2 separate regions of the Homo sapiens genome follow, and region 2 is linked to region 1. Evidence: chromatin loops called from intact Hi-C (ENCODE). Cell type or tissue: PC-3. All regions are shown on one strand. Each heading gives the region's core, and the rest is flanking DNA. Links, peaks and the distances in the headings are about the cores only. Region 1 has its middle 50 kb from the start of TIAM1-AS1. Region 2 has its middle 21 kb from the start of TIAM1-AS1.

Region 1 (8,331 bases), core at 41-8,040:
CCACCCGCCTCGGCTTCCCAAAGTGCTGGAATTACAGGCATGAGTCACTGCATCTGGCTCCAGAACCTTATTTTTACAAGTAGGTCTAGATTGACCCTAAAGAAAACAACTGAAGGGCATGGTATCTGTACAAGAGTTTCCATTAAAACAGATCCAGAAGTTAGCTCTTTCAATATAGGTATATTCTGGTTTCTAAGGAGCTAATTTTGACAGTCTGATTCTACTGCTAAAGAACATGGAAGGGATGATGACTGCTGAAAGGGTGAGAGCTTGTGGGTCACCCTCCTGAATGGCAGGGCTGTTTGTTTAAGAGTTTGCATTTCACAACATGGTAGCATTGAAACTCAAGAGGAAGTTCGCTTAATAGCGAACAGGGGCACCTGAGATAGTGAGAAAATTGATGAAGAAATCAATTAGAGCAGCACAGACTAGTGGACTGGAATCCCAGCTCTTAACTTTGGGCAGGTAGCTTCTCTGGGCCTCAGTTTCCCCACCTGTAAAATGGTGTCATATAGTTTACCTATTTCATAGGGTCATTGTGAGGATTAAATGAGTTAATATTTGTGAAGGGTTTAAAATAGTGTCTGGAACATGGTACGTGTATATGTATGGAACATATATATATGGCATGTGTGAAAATGTTTATTAAACAAAATAAATAGCATTGCTTTAGAAGTTAAGAATTATGTTAAAAAAGAGTAAATGTTAAACTTCACTGAATTTTTAGCATAGAGCAGTTAGCCCTCTGGAAGCCTGTTTCCTCATAGTCTTTAGTGTCCAGTCTCATATTGTTTATTTTAGAACATTATAGTTTTCCCTATGGTTAGAAAAGACTGTCTTTGGCTGGGTGCCGTGTGTCGTGCCTGTAATCACAGCACTTTGGGAGGCTGAGGTAGGAGGATCACTTGAGCTCAGGAGTCTGAGACCAGTCTGGGCAACATGGTGAAATCCCGTCTCTACCAAAAATACAAAACAAACAAACAAACAAACAAAAAAACACCTAACTAGGCATGGTGGCTTGCAACGGTTGTCCCAGCTACTTGGGAGTCTGAGGCGGGAGGATTGCTTGAGCCTGGGAGGTGGAGGTTGCGGTGAGCCAAGATCACGCCACTGCACTTTAGTCTGGGTGACAGAGTGAGACCCTGTCTCAAAAAAAAAAAAAAAAAAGAAAAGAAAAAAGAAAAAGACAGGACTGTCTTTGACTCTGGAAAAGAAAAGAAGGTCCCGGGAGTTTTCCTCAGAATTTAGTCCCTGGAGTTAAATATTCTGAAAAAATGAAGTAGGAAGGATTTTGCAGAGGGCTGTGTCCGTAGTTTTCAAACTGGGTCACAGGCCATTCATTGATTTATATAGTGCTGTTGTGACAACAGTAAAAATAAAATTGTGGCCAGATGAGATGGCTCATACCTGTAATTCCAGCACTTTGGGAGGCCGAGGCGGGTGGATGACTTGAGCCCAGGAGTTTGAGACCAGCCTGGGCAACACAGGGGAGGCCCCACCTCTACAAAAAGTGAAAAAAAATTAGCTGGGCATGGTGATATGTGCCTGTAGTCCCAGCTACTTGGGAGGCTGAGGTGGGAGGATCGCTTCAACCTAGGAGGTCAAGGCTGCAGTGAGCCAAGATTGTACCACTGTACTCCAGCCTGGGCAACAGAGTGAGACCCTATCTCAAAAAATAAAATAAACAAATAAAATAAATTGCAGTAGGATAAGGAAATTCAGTGCATCCCAGGCAGCTTAGGTAAATGTCTTGTCAACGTTTTTGTGTGTGACATACCCAGGAGTTTGCCACGGGCTGTGGTTTGCCACTTGACCCTAACCTGCCACTCTCCTTCGTGCCCATGGCTGAGATGGTGTCTCTCTTGTCTATTTCTGCCTGTCACTTCCAGCTGATTTTTCAAATAGATTCTCAAATTAAATTTTGTTGTTATAATATTTTTCCCTTGCCCTAGCAACGAGGTGTAAGTTTGGGACATTTTAATCATTTAGGAATGTTTCCTTTGTATTATTACATTTTCCCTTTCTGCAAAGTGCCTTCCTGGAACTTTGGTGAATTTTAAGGTTACACATGATCAGTCCAGGATCGGGGAGGCCCGACCCAGGATTCTTCGGGATTTCACATACAACTGAGAGAAGCATACGTCGGTGACATAACTCTTTGTCAGGACTTATCAAACCCATGCATAGCTTGGACTCGGTGCCAGGCATTGATTGCTGCGTAAGTATTGCCTCATGTGATTTTCCTAGCAGGATGAGCTAGATACTATTATTATCATGCCCTTTTTACAGATGAGGAAAACTGAGGCCCTGGGGGTGTGTCTTGGCCAAGGTCAGATGTCTGGTAAGGGACAGACCAAGGTTCTGAACCCAGGCAGTCTGGCCACAGAGTCCGCACTAAGAATTCCTCTGCTAGGCTGTATTGCAAGTCAATTATTGAATTTTATTAGAAGGAAATAGTGTTGACGGAGGCTTTCTATGTATGGCTAAGCGGCCTCAAGAGGTCTGAACCTTTAGTGCCCAGCCAACTGCTCACCCTGGTTTCCTAGGGCTGAGTGTCCTAGGGTTGCCCTAACAAAGTGCCACCAACAGGGTGACTTAGAACAACACAAGTTTATTCTCTCGTTGTTCTGCAGGGCACAAGCCCAGACTCAGGGTGCCCGCGGCATTGGTTCCTCCTGTGATGCTGTGTAGAATCCTTCTTTGCCTTTTCCTAACTTATGGTGCTTCCCAGCAACCTATGGCATTCTTTGACTTGTCTCTCTTCTGTTGCCACATGGCGTTGTCCTATGTGTCTCTGCTTTCAAATGGTTACCTTCACTGTGTGTATCTTTGTGTCTTTTTTCTTCTTGCAAAGACACCAGTCATAGGAACTCAGGGACCACCCTACTCCAATATGTCCTCATCTTAATGAATTACATCTGCAAGACATGATCATAAAAAGTAAACAGTTTTTTTTGTTTTTTTTTTTTTGAGATGGAGTTTCACTCTTGTAGCCCAGGCTGGAGTGTAGTGGCATGATCTCAACTCACTGCAACCTCCGCCTCCTGGGTTCAAGCAATTCTCCCGTCTCAGCCTCCTGAGTAGCTGGGATTACAGGTGCTTGTCACCACGCCCGGCTAATTTTTTGTATTTTTAGTAGAGACGAGGTTTCATCTTGTTGGCCAGACTGGTCTCAAACTCCTGACCTCAGGCAATCCATCCGCCTTGGCCTCCCAAAGTGCTGGGATTACAGGTGTGAGCCCAACAGTTTTCAAATGAGGTCTGTTATGGGCTGAAATGTGTTCCCCCAAAACTTCCTATGTTGAAACTTCATATGTTGAATCCCGAACCCTCATTACGCCAGAATGTGATTGTATTTGGAGACAGGACTTCTAAAGAGATGATGAAGTGCAAATGAGGTCCTTAGGGTGGGCTCTAATCCATCTGACCGTTGTCCTTATGAGTAGAGGAAATTTGGTCATAGAGGCACCAGGGATGTGCACGCACAGAGGAGAGGCTGTGTGAGGACACAGCGAGAAAGAAGGCAGCCATCTGCCAGCCGAGGAGAGGCCTCAGGAGAAACCACCCTGCTGGCCCTTTGGTCGCGGACTCCAGTCTCCAGAACTGTAAGATAATAAGTTGCTGTTGTTCAAACCACCTAGACTCTGGTATTTTGTTATGGCAAGCCTAGCAAACTGATGCAGTTACATTTACGGGTACCCCGGGTTAGGACTTCAGCATATCTTTTTGGGGGATGCACTTCAGAACCATAGCACCAGGCTTTGCTGTCAGGAGGTCCTTTGATGGCTGTGCCTCATAAAAGATGCTAGTTCTGGTCTGGGGTTGTGATTTTCATGTCTTTTCTGCCTGGGCACTAGTACCTCTGCCTGAGATAGATAAACACACTCTCGTGGTGGGGAGGGGCCCAGCGGTAATTGGCTGACTCATCCCTGAAGTTCTGCGGCTCTCCAGGCACGTGGAATTTACTGGTAGAAAGAACTGTCCTTCCAGGTAGGGGGCGCCCCTGAGAGAGAAACATGCAGCCCCGTCTTTGTTGCAAGGGAAGGGCCTCTGACTTTTATCCCTTTTAGAGATGATCTCTGTCTGACAGTGTAGACAAAGCACAGGGCATTGGAACTGTCTTAACTCCCTGCCTCTCTCTCCTCTCTGTGGGTCCTTGATGCCTGCAGGGGACTGAGAGAGGCGTGCCTCGGGAAGGAGATGAGGCATGAGACATGCTATGAAACGGCTGGTTATTTTTACTTCCTGCCTGGGTGTGGGTGTTTGTGTTGACAGTGGCGGAGGAGGTGCAGTGATGAGTGCTGGAACAGTTGGGTGCCCGAGGAGCGGGTGGGAAGTGGCGCCTGTGCCAGGCAGGTGACTTGGTGCTCACATGGCCCTTGAGTGGGTCCTGGGGGCTTTGCAGGACTCCAGGAGAGCTGGGTTTGCACCTCTGCCGGGGGATGTCTGCTTCCTTTTTCCATGTCATATTCAGGAGGCTTCCCCATGCCATGCCTGATCCATCCAACAGGGTGAGACACTCCCAGCTGTAGTAGTGGTTCCCTAAATGGGTGAGTCTCCCTGGGGTGACCTCCCAGTCTCAGCAGGTAGGGTTTGTCGGGTAGTCCTGAAGAACCGTTGTGCAGGGTGCCCTCCATACCCCATAATCTCCACCACGGAGGCACGCAGATACTCCAAATGTATTCAAACATAGATCTCATGGAAAATCAGTGGCCTGCTCTATGACCCAGCTTTAAGACTCATTCCCTCCAGGGGGTCTCACCTCTTGCTGGCTTCTCTAGACATGGGGGTGGAGGCATTTTTGTTCATGACAAGGCATGGGGGAGGGGCAGGTGAGTTCGTAGCACAGCCCAGTTTGCTAAATGTCCTGCAGCAAGTCATATCTTAATACCAATAGTGTGCGCATAGGTCTCCCATGGGGGTGATCAGGAACTGCCCTGTGGGCTAGCTTGAAAAAGACTCCGTGGGAACCTTAGGACCACTTCAACGCTAGGATCTCGGATATAGTCTAAGGGCACACTCACCCTACAGAGTCAGAAGCTGAGACCCAGGTCCACAGGCCAGGATCGAAAGTTGGTTAGAAATTTCAAGATGAGTCTGGGCGCGGTGGTTTATGCCTGTAATCCTAGCACTTTGGGAAGCAGAGGCGGGCAGATCACCTGAGGTCAGGAGTTTGAGACCAGCCTGGCAACATGGAGAAACCCCATCTCTACTGAAAATACAAAATTAGCTGGGTGTGGTGGTGGCTTATGCCTGTAATCCCAGCTACTTAGGAGGCTGAGGCAGGAGAATCGCTTGAACCCGGGAGGCGGAGGTTGCAGTGAGCCGAGATTGTGCCATTGCACTCCATCCTGGGCAACAAGAGCCAAATTCTGTCTCAAAAAAAAAAAAAAAAAAGAAATTTCAATATGAAAACCTAGTTCTTTATTTCTCTATCTCTCTCCTCCCCACTCCAAGGAAAGGTAGAAAAGAATCCAACCTAGGACTACGTTCCACCCTGTAGGGTTTCCTAGGGCTGTGCTAACAGAGTACCATGGAGGGGAAGCGTCAAGCAATGCAAATGTAGTCTCCCACAGTTCAGGAGGCTCGAAGTCCACGACTGAGGTGTGAGCAGGGCCACGTTCACTCTGAAGGCTCTAAGGAAGAACCTGTCCTTCCCTCTTCCAGCTTCTGGTGGCTTCCTCAGTGTGCAGCTGCGTCCTTCCTGTCCCTGTCTGTGTCTTCCATGTCCTCCTTCCCCATGTCTGTCTGTGTCCAAGTCTCCCTCTTTTTATTAGGACATTGGTCATTAGAATAGGGCCCACCTTAAGCCAGTATGACTTCATCTTAACTTGATTATGTCTACGAAGACCCTATTTCCAGTTGGGTCACAGTCACAGGTTCTGGGAGGTAGGACAGGTAGGACTTCAGCATATCTTTTAAGGCACTCAATTCAACCCACAGCACACACCCACCCCTGGGCTACCACCCTAAAACACCTTCCCATAATATGATTGATGGCAGAGTTACTGCTGCCTGCGTCAGTTTCACTGTTGTCTGTCTGCTCCAGATAGCTGCCTGTGATCTGATTCCTGTCTGTCCCTCCTGCTAGACTGTGAGTCCCAAGAGGACGGGGACCATGACTTTAGGTCATGATTGATCGTATCCCAGGTACATAGCCCAAGGCCTACCATATAATTGGTGCTGAATAAACATTAGTTGAATAAAAAAGAAAACATATTTTGCTATTAGTTGTAGTTATGGAGAAGTGTGATATAATTTTAAAAGGGACCAGACATGGTCCCTTTTACAGGCTCACACCTGTAATCCCAGCACTTTGAGAGGCTGAGGTGGGCAGATCACTTGAGGTCAGGAGTTCAAGACCAGCCTGGCCAACATGGTGAAACCCCATCTCTACTAAGAATACAAAAAAATTAGCGGGGCATGGTGGCAGGTGCCTGTAATCCCAGCTACTCAGGAGGCTGAGGCAAGAGAATTGCTTGAACCCAGGAGGCAGAGGTTTCATGAGCTGAGATCCTTGCACTGCACTCCATCCTGGGCGACAGAGAAAGACTCTGTCTCAAAAAAAAAAAAAAAAAAAAAAAAAAAAAAAAAAAAAAAAAAAATTAAAAAGGTGCATGCACCTCAAAAAATTAAAAATAGAATTACCATATGATCTAGCAATTTCACTTCTGGGTCTCTACCCAAAAGAATTGAAAGCAGACACTTAGAGAGATATTTGCATACCCACGCACATAACAGCATTATTCACAATAGCCAAAAGAGGAAGCAACCCAAGTGTCTGTTGATTGAGTGGGTCAACAAAATGTGTATACGTACAGTGGAATATGATTTAGCCTTAAGAAGGGAGTTTTTTGTTTGTTTGTTTGAGACAGGGTCTCCCTCTGTCGCCCAGGCTGGAGTATAGTGGCACGATCTCGGCTCACTGCAACCTCTGCCTCCCGGTTAAAGTGATTCTCCTGCCTCAACCACCCAGGTAGCTAGGATTACAGGCTTGCGCCACCATGCCTGGCTAAGTTCTGTATTTTTAATAGAGATGGGGTTTCACCATGTTGCCCAGGCTGGTCTTGAACTCCTGACCTTGAGTGATTCAACTGCCTCAGCCTCCCAAAGTGCTGGGATTACAGGCATGAGCCACTGTGCCTGGCCAAAAAGGAAGGAAATTCTGACACATGCTACAACATGGATGAATCTTGAAGACATTACGTTAAGTAAAATTAGCCAGACACAGAAAGAGAAATACTATGTGATTCCACTTGTATGAGGGACCTAGAGTAGTGAAATTCAAGGGAGTTTGTGTTGGACGGGTATAGACTTTCAGTTTAGCAAGATGGAAAGAGTTCGGAAGATGGATGTTGGTGATAGTTGCACAATAATGTGAATGTACTTAATAACACTGAACTGTACACTTAAGAAGGGTTAAGATGATAGATGTTATGGTATATGTATTTCTTATACCTTAAAAAAAGATATGGAAGGGAGGAAAAAGATGCAGATGCATATGTGTGTGTGTGTGTGTGTGTACGTGTGTGAGAGTGCGTGAGTTTAGAGAGAGTGCTATTAGGGATGGGAAGAGAGATGGAAATGGGGAGGGAGCCTGTGTAGGTGGCTGATTTCCTGCTGTGAAGAGGAGTCGTGCTGGGCAGAAAACTATGAGGGCAGCCATCAGTGCCTGGGTTGTAATCAGAGCTTTGTCTCCAGCAAGCTGTGGGACCTTGAGCAAGTTGGTCGTTTCCTGTTGTGCGCATCAGCCTTTTTTTTTTTTTTTTTTTTTGAGGCAGAGTCTCACCGTGTCGCCCAGGCTGGAGTGCAGTGGCCCAAGATCTTGGCTCAGTGCAACCTCCGCCTCCTGGGTTCAAGCATTTTTCCTGCCTCAGCCTCCCAAGTAGCTGGGACTACAGGCACCCGCCACCACGTCCGGCTAATTTTTGTAATTTTAGTAGAGACGGGGTTTCATTCACTGTGTTGGCCATGCTCGTCTCGAACTCCCGACCTCAGGTGATCCGCCCGCTTCAGCCTCCCAAACTGCTAGGATTACAAAAAAAATCTGATGCCGTGCCCGGCCTGGCATCAGCTTTTAAAATGAGCTGGAATAGTAACCTTTGATGATCTTTCCATCTAAGAAAACTTCAGAGGCTTTAAACATCTAAGACGGTAATGCTGATCCACTGATTTTTTCCCCCACAATTCTCTGCAATGTCTACACTCAATGAGTGCTCTTCCAATTCCATGGGCTCCAGAGTGTGCTGGTTGAAGTAGTTATCTTAGTCATCTTTTTGGTCAAGAATTCCCTGTGTTTGTGAATGACACCAGTGAGCTTGGCTTAAGAAG
Region 2 (8,331 bases), core at 211-8,210, 71 kb before region 1:
CTCTATTTGTGGAGGTAGGTCTGTAGCAAGTAGGAGAGGGAAACCATCCTCGTTTCCCTTGTGCTGTTATCATTATTATTTGTTATTTGTAGGTGTGACCAGGGCACAGAATATAAAAGAAAACACTTAAGAAGCCTCTGTGAGGTTACGGGTCTGGTTACTGAGACCTCTCTATAATATGCAGATTTGGCTGGGTGCAGTGGCTCATGCCTGTAATCCCAGCACTTTGGGAGGCCAACATGGGCGCATCGCCTGAGGTCAGGAGTTCGAGACCAACCTGGCCAACATGGTGAAACCCGTCTCTACTAAAAAAACAAAAATTAGCCAGACGTGGTGGCAGGCACTTGTAATCCTAGCTACTTGGGAGGCTGAGGCAGGAGAATTGCTGAAACCTAGGAGGTGGAGGTTGCAGTGGGCCGAGATCGTGCCACTGCACTCCAGCCTGGGGGTCAGAGAGAGACCTTGTCTCAAAAAAAAAAAAAAAAAAAGGCCATGATGATAATGGCGGTTTTGTGGAATGGAAAGGGGGGGAAAGGTGGGGAGAAGATTGAGAAATCGGATGGTTGCCGTGTCTGTGTAGAAGGAAGTAGACATGGGAGACTTTTCATCTTGTTCTGTACTAAGAAAAATTCTTCTGCCTTGCGATCCTGTTGATCTGTGACCTTACCCCCAACCCTGTGCTATCTGAAACATGTGCTGTGTTCACTCAGGGTTAAATGGATTAAGGGCGGTGCAAGATGTGCTTTGTTAAACAGATGCTTGAAGGCAGCATGCTCGTTAAGAGTCATCACCACTCCCTAATCTCAAGTACCCAGGGACACAAACACTGCGGAACGCCGCAGGGTCCTCTGCCTAGGAAAACCAGAGACCTTTGTTCACTTGTTTTATCTGCTGACCTTCCCTCCACTATTGTCCTATGACCCTGCCAAATCCCCCTCTGCGAGAAACACCCAAGAATGATCAATAAAAAAAAAAAAAAAAAAAAAAAAGCATATTCATTCATTTTAGCTTTCTGAGGATATTGGTCAGTCCTTCCCAAGAAGCCGGCTGCATGATGGACCCTCATTTCCATTGCCTGTGGACTGGCTTTACTATCTGTAATTAACAGTGAGGAACTTCGTGGATGGTATTCTTTTGTAGGCATGAATTTCTAACCGAAGAACATCTTTCAGCTCTCAGCATTGTTCATCTGAATGTTGCTATGAGACTGCGGCTATTTATTCCTCTAAAGATCTCTTGCGTGGCTCTGGTGACAGAGTGTATTTTTCATAGCTATGCAGTCTTTCTTCTTATGTAAAAAAGAAATAGGAGATTCTTGCCATTTATTTAACATCGCCTATGAATACATAAGAATATTAGATGGGGGTGGACACCAGAGGTCTTGGGGGAGTAGAGGCCCTTTCAACTGTTTAATTTCTGTTTTATTCCGATGACGTGGTAGAAAGTTGATTTGCCTTGAAGAATCAAAGACCATCAAGCTCTCAGTGCATGTTCCAATAATGTGCTTAAACAGTTAAAAATAGATATGTTTTGGAATAATAATAATCAATGGGTTTGGAATAATAATAATACATGGGCTTTAGAGTAAATAGGCTATAAATATTCTTACCAGTCAATACTATGGGGGATATGTATCTCACAATACAGAGGCATGGTTTCACCTGCCTATTAACCTTTTCTTCTTTTCAGCTTGAAAACATCAATTTTCTTTTTCTTTCTTTTTTTTTTTAAATAGATTTTCACTCTGTCGCCCAGGCTGGAGTGCAGTGGCATGATCTTGGCTCACTGCAACCCCCACCTCCCAGGCTCAAGCGATTCTCCTGCCTCAGCCTCCCAAGTAGCTGGGATTACAGGTGCCCACCACCGCATCTGGCTAATTTTTGTATTTTGTAGTAGAGACAGTGCTTCACCATGTTGGCCAGGCTGGTCTCAGGTGATCCGCCCACCTCAGTCTCCCAAAATGCCGGGATTACAGGCGTGAGCTACCACACCCCGTTGAAAACCTCACCTCTGGGGATTTACCCCTCTCTCAGGGTGATAGTCAAAATCTGCAACAACTGGAATGCTTGGGCATGACCACATTCAACCAACCAGAATGGATGCTCAACCCTGCCTTCCTCCGCAGATACACTTTTGGGGAGTCCTGAAATCAGAATGTCCTGCCCTTCTTTATCCAAAGGCTGGACATGAACCAAGTGAGGCCTAACAGACTCTCTATCCCCAGAATTTGTATACTGATCAGTGACACAGGCAGGGCTGAAAACAATTGTCCCAAAGGTGTTGCCCTGGAAACACCAGCTTCCTGGACACCTAATACCGTTTCCTGTCCTTTGTGAGATGTCGTTGTTCAGCTTGTACTGTTTTTCTATAAGCCACCACCATATCCATCTAATACATTTCCTTTGTTTATTTCTTTTTTGCTTATATTACCTAGACTCTATTTCTATTACAAACAAGGCAACAGAAATGAATGTATCAGGTGTTTGTGGGGAGAGCACCAGTCCTGCTTCCCTTGTGCTGTTATTATTATTATTGTTATTGTTATTATTATTATTGAGATGGATTCTCGCTCTGTGGCCCAGACAGGAGTACAGTGGTGCAAATTCAGCTCACTGCAACCTCCGCCTCCCGGGTTCAAGTGATTCTCTTGCCTCAGCCTCCTGAGTAGCTGGGACTACAGGTGCGTGCCACCATGCCCAACTAATTTTTGTATTTTTAGTAGAGATGGGGTTTCACTGTTGGCCAGGCTGGTCTCAAACTCCTGACTTCGTGATCCACCTGCCTCGGCCTCCCAAAGTGTTAGGATTACAGGAGTGAGCCACTGCGCCTGGCCGTGCTATTATTATTATTTGTTATTTGTAGGTATGACCAGTACACAGAACATTTAAAAAAAGCACAAAAACACTTCTAAGAAACCTTTGTATTTTGAAAAATACGATCTTAAAGCAAATTTTCTGTAATGGGAATCCTGTTTTCCTATCATTTTGTTACAGAATTGTAGGAATATTCCTCTGGGAGGAAAAATGTCTTCAACAGAATAAGTAGAAAACAGGATAAAAATGAAAATAAGAAAAACTGTTGTGGGGCAATGGGCCTGTTTATGCACTGGTGTAACGAAAGGCTTGGACCAGAAACAGCAGAAGTGCCAAGCTTTCTGTGAGTTGCTAGCCCTATGTGGAGCTAAAATTTTTTTTTCAGCCAGGCACAATGGCTCATGCCTGTAATCCCAGCACTTCAGGAGGCTGATGTGGGTGGATTGCTTGAGCTCAGGAGTTCAAGACCAGTCTGGGTAACATGGTGAAACCTTGTCTCTACAAAAAATACAAAAATTAGCCAGGCGTGGTGGCTCGTGCCTGTGGTCCCAGCTACTTGGTAGGCTGAGGTGGGCAGATCGCTTGAGCCTGGGAGGTGGAGGTTGTAGTGAACTGGGATGACACAATAACACTACCGTCTGGGTGACAGAGTGAGATTCTTGTCTCAAAAAAAGAAAAAATTTTTTTCTTTGACATAGACGCTTAGTCACTAGATTAAGTCCTCTAGAACACTAGAACATGTTTCTTTCACGCTAAAGCACACACGAATCACTTGGAGGATCTCATGAAAATGTAGAGTCTGAGCCAGTGCCTGTATTCCCAGCAACTCAGGAGGCTGAGGCAGGAGGATTGCTTGAGCTTAGGAGTTTGAGACCAGCCTGGGTAACACAGCAAGACCCGGTCTCTAAAAAAAAAAATGTAGAGTCTGATCCCACATTTACAAGCTCCTAGTGATCCCGATACTGCAGGCCCTAGGACCACACTTTGCACAGCAAGATTGAAGGTCAGGATTTCTCTCCAGCCTCAGCTTCCCAGGTACTCCACTCAGGGGTTCCAGACCATCTCCGTCTGTCCAGACTAGAACACACTTGTCACACCATGCCTAGCCAGCAGGTGTCATCAGAGTGCTCTGAGAGTCACACCAGATCAGATTTCTAAGGACCCTTGATATGTTTCAAAAAGATTCATGTATAGGAGCTGTAAGAATCTCCCAAGTAAGCATATTCCATAGCTTTGGGTTATAATTTGAACCCCCAAGCAAAGTGACCAGTGAGGGAGACTCTCACTAAGTATTTATTTTTATTTATTTATTTATTTTTTGAGACGGAGTCTCGCTCTGTCACCCAGGCTGGAGTGCAGTGGCACGATCTCAGCTCACTGCAACCTCCGCCTCTGGGTTCAAGCGATTCTCCTGCCTCAGCCTCCCAAGTAGCTGGGATTACAGGCATTTGCCACCACACCTGGCTAATTTTCGCATTTTTAGTAGAGACGGGGTTTCACCATGTTGGCCAGGATGGTCTGGATCTCCTGACGTCGTGATCTGCCCGCCTTGGCCTCCCAGAGTGCTGGGATTACAGGTGTGAGCCACCATGCCTGGCCAAATCTCACTAAGTATTTTTATAACTGTTTTTTTCTTTCTGATTTTAAAATCATCTGTCCATGCCGTACTGTGGAAATTTGGCTCTAGACATTTGTAATAGGTAAGAAGTGCTTTAGCCATGCTTGCTACAGTTCAATTTTTAGACAGCTTTCTCATGCATTTATCTTATTGCTAGAAGAATCTTTGCTACTATTATTATTCCCACTTTACAGATGAGAAAACAAAGGCAGAGAGGGGATGTAGTGATTAGTTCAGTGCAACAAAGATAGAGATGAGATTCAACCTCAAGCTTCTACTTATAAGTCTCTTCTTATCCTAGTGTTTATGGAGAAGGAAAAAGATGGCATTTGGGCTTTCTTTTGCAAAAAAACTTTATTCTTCTTACCCAGATTGAAAGTTAACTAATCTCTATAGGGGATAATGGTCTACACTTTAGGAGTTCCTGGGTTCCTGATCAAAGGCGCTGGGATACTGATAGTTCTCAGCATAAATCCTCCCCAAATAAAATTACACACTTTGAATTGAATACAATGATCTGAGATGCAAGAGTTCTATAAACATTGTATTTATTCCTGTCCTACATATGGTATCAAAACCCCCTTACAAATTTTCTGGGGAGATTAGAAATTAGTGAAGAGGTAACTTTTTTTTTTTTTTTTTTTTTTTGAGACGGAGTCTAACTCTGTAACCCAGGCTGGAGTGCAGTGGCGTGATCTCGGCTCACTGCAACCTCTGCCTCCCGGGTTTAAGTGATTCTCCTGCCTCAGCCTCCTGAGTAGCTGGGACTACAGGCATGCACCACCACGCCCAGCTGATTTTTTTTTTGTATTTTTAGTAGAGACAGGGTTTCACTATGTTGGTCAGGATGGTCTCGATCTCTTGACCTCATGATCCACCCGCCTTAGCCTCCCGAAGTGCTGGGATTATAGGCATAAGCCACTGTGCCCGGCCGTGAAGAGGCAACATTTTGAGTGTATTAAAACAAAGGCTTTCATGGTGCCTGAGTGGAGGGGCATTTAGGGGAGTTGATATGTCATCTTTGAGAACCTGCTGCAGGTTTTGCAACCCCAGTAATCTCCTCCCATGCCCCACACTCATCAAATCTGGAAGAAAGAGACCACTGTCATCATCAAGGCCAAGAAGAGCAGATTTGTGAGCATCCAATCTCAGGGCAGGAGGGGCTGCTGTGGGTGACTGCTAATGCCTTTTCTAGCTCCAGGGACCTCAAGACCATCGACTTCAAGCATTTTGCAAAATGGGTTATATGGGGTATTAATATGGAGAATTGGGGAAAAAATGTTGCTATGGTCAAATACATTTGAGAAACTGGTTGAAATGAAGGCACACACGTTTCTTGCTTTCAAGCAGGGCTTTCTGGAGCAGTTCACGCGCATTTTGAATCTTCAATGAAGGGATGGGGAAATGTGCCCCACTTCCTAGAGATGAGAATAAGGAATCTTTTGTTTTTGGAATATCTGGAGTTTACAGAACACCTTCTGAAAATCCTGATCTAATTTATTAGAGCCAGCTTCATGGGCATGTGACCTCCATGGTTGCACAGGTCCCCACAGTTGGTTTAATGCTGTGCTGCTGCTGCCTCCAAATTTTGAGTACATTTTGAACAAAGGGCTCCACGTTTCGATTTTGTATCAGGCCCTGCAAATTATGTAGTTGGCTCTGCCTATGGATGCCCCAGAGGAGGAAATGGAGGTCCAGAGAAGAGAAGGGTCTTGAGATGGAGTTTCACTCTTGTTGCCCAGGCTGGAGTGCAATGGTGCGATCTCGACTCACTGCAACCTCCGCCTCCTGGGTTCAAGCGATTCTCCTGTCTCAGCCTCCCGAATAGCTGAGATTAACAGCATCCGCCACCACACCTGGCTAATTTTTGTATTTTTAGTAGAGACGGAGTTTCACCATGTTGGCCAGGCTGGTCTTGAACTCCTGACCTCGTGATCCACATGCCTTGGCCTCCCAAAGTGCTGGGATTACAGGCGTAAGCCACCTTGCCTGGCCTTATTTTTTATTTTTATTTTTTTTCTAAGATGGAGTCTCTGTCTGTTGCCCAGGCTGGAGTGCAGTGGTGCGATCTTGGCTCACTGCAACCTCTGCCTCCCAGGTTCAAGCAATTCTCCTGCCTCAGCCTCCCCAAGTAGCTGGGACGACAGGTGTGCACCACCATGCCCAGCTAATCTTTGCGTTTTTAGTAGAGATGGGGTTTCACCATGTTGGCCAGGCTAGTCTCGAACTCCTGACCTCACGTGATCCACCTGTCTTGGCCTCCCAAAGTGCTGGGATTACAGGCAAAAGCCACCTTGCCTGGCTTTTTTTTTTTTCTGAGATGGAGTCTCCCTCTGTTACCCACGCTGGACTGCAGTGGCACGATCTTGGCTCACCGCAACCTCCGCCTCCCAGGTTCAAGCGATTCTCCTGCCTCAGCCTCCCCAAATAGCTGGCACTACAGGTGTGTGCCACCATGCCCAGCTAATCTTTGTATTTTTAGTAGAGATGGGGTTTCACCATGTTGGCCAGGCTAGTCTCGAACTCCTGACCTCAGGTGATCCGCCCGCCTCGGCCGCCCAAAGTGCTGGGATTACAGGTGTGAGCCACTGCGCCCAGCCAAGAGAAGAGTCTTGATCTAAACACTCCCCACTCCTCTCCTCCTTTTCGTACTTGGCTTCCTGCCTCTGCTTGCTCTATTCTCTCCTGTCTTCTACTGCAGCCCTTCTTTCCACCGCCATCTCTTTTTCTCATTTGCATTTTCTGTTCTACTCCTTCTCCTTTTTTATCCTTTCTCTTCCACCTCTAGACATAGGAGATTTTCTCCAGCCCAGTTTTATAAGTCACTAGAATAATGTTCTCTGTGTTTCCTTGGTTCCCTTTTGGGCTTTTAATTATGAGAAGAGCCCACATACTTTATCAAATGTCCACAGTTTAGAGGATGGCCATTTATGTAAAACTGCTGTTGTAGTACAGCTGGATGTTATAACTCTGCTCTGGGCATTGCAACATTCCCTAATTTGCATGTGGGCATTCAGGGAGGGAAGAATAGAACATAGTAGAAAGCAGAAAAAGCACATTTCAATGATAATGAAAGCAACACCTTCTGAGGCTAATAATCTCTTCTGTCTAAACTTATTAAATTAATGGTTTGGAGTGAAATGTGGCTGTTACCCTCTTCTTACAGTTAAAAGAAAGAGTCTTCTTAGTGCCCCTCAGCACATGAAGGGAAGAATCAGAGCTAAAGGTGGATAACAGCATTTCTCACCTCTTTCCAGAAAGGATTTATGTATCATAATAAGGCAAGCTTCTCTGCCTGGCATTTAGAGCCCTCAGAGACCACCCATCCTGTCCAACCCAGTCTCCATCTTTCTCCTTTACTTTCCATCTTTGTCAAGGTGTTTTTTTTGTTTGTTTGTTTTTTGTTTTTGCCTGTGATATAAATGCAATTCAAACCACTGTAAGGAAAAAAAGAGATGTATTAGTTCCCCATATCTGGGCAGCATAAGTAAGGAATGGGAATGGCTTCAGGTAGAGTTGGATTCAGGAAGCCAAATTATGCCATTTAGACCCCTTTCCTGTACCCCTGCTTCTCTGTCATTTCTGCTTTCCTTTGGGCCATATTCTCTGGCCAGATAGCTCCACATGGAAGCCAAGATCATCTCTGACAGCTCTCAGCTTAGCTTTCTTCATGGCTTCTGCTCTAGAGAACATGTCATTCTCCCAAGAGTTCCATAGGAAAACTGGAGGAGCAATTCCGACTGGCCCAGCCAGGTTCTGACTCACAGCTTTTGAGCCCACCTCTCAACCCATCACAGTAACCCGGAAAATGGCATGCACTCTGATTGGCCTGGGAGGGTTGGCCATGTGCCCACTTGTATGATGCTGCTGGAAGAACTCCAGCTAAATCACACGGGAATG

The links. Peaks named below come from ENCODE experiments on the same cell type or tissue, not always from the same donor. Only the 100,000 strongest peaks of a DNase experiment are listed, where the experiment ranks them.
Region 2: it touches region 1 in a loop (2.9-fold over the local background); 5 of 110 quality-filtered maps call a loop at or near these places.

Annotation. Positions count from the first base shown.
Region 1 is chr21:31,505,454-31,513,784 of GRCh38, reverse strand. It overlaps a transcript of TIAM1 not described here. Among named protein-coding and RNA genes, the nearest start is that of TIAM1-AS1, 50 kb to the left of the region's middle. RefSeq lists a silencer at 3,925-3,984. In PC-3, for the core only: a CTCF peak has its summit at 4,011; a DNase peak (open chromatin) is centred at 3,984; H3K4me3 peaks cover 586 bases; H3K27ac peaks cover 1,368 bases.
Region 2 is chr21:31,576,557-31,584,887 of GRCh38, reverse strand. No RefSeq gene overlaps it. Among named protein-coding and RNA genes, the nearest start is that of TIAM1-AS1, 21 kb to the right of the region's middle. RefSeq lists enhancers at 1-702, 703-1,487. In PC-3, for the core only: a CTCF peak has its summit at 3,913 (motif pointing right); a DNase peak (open chromatin) is centred at 3,917.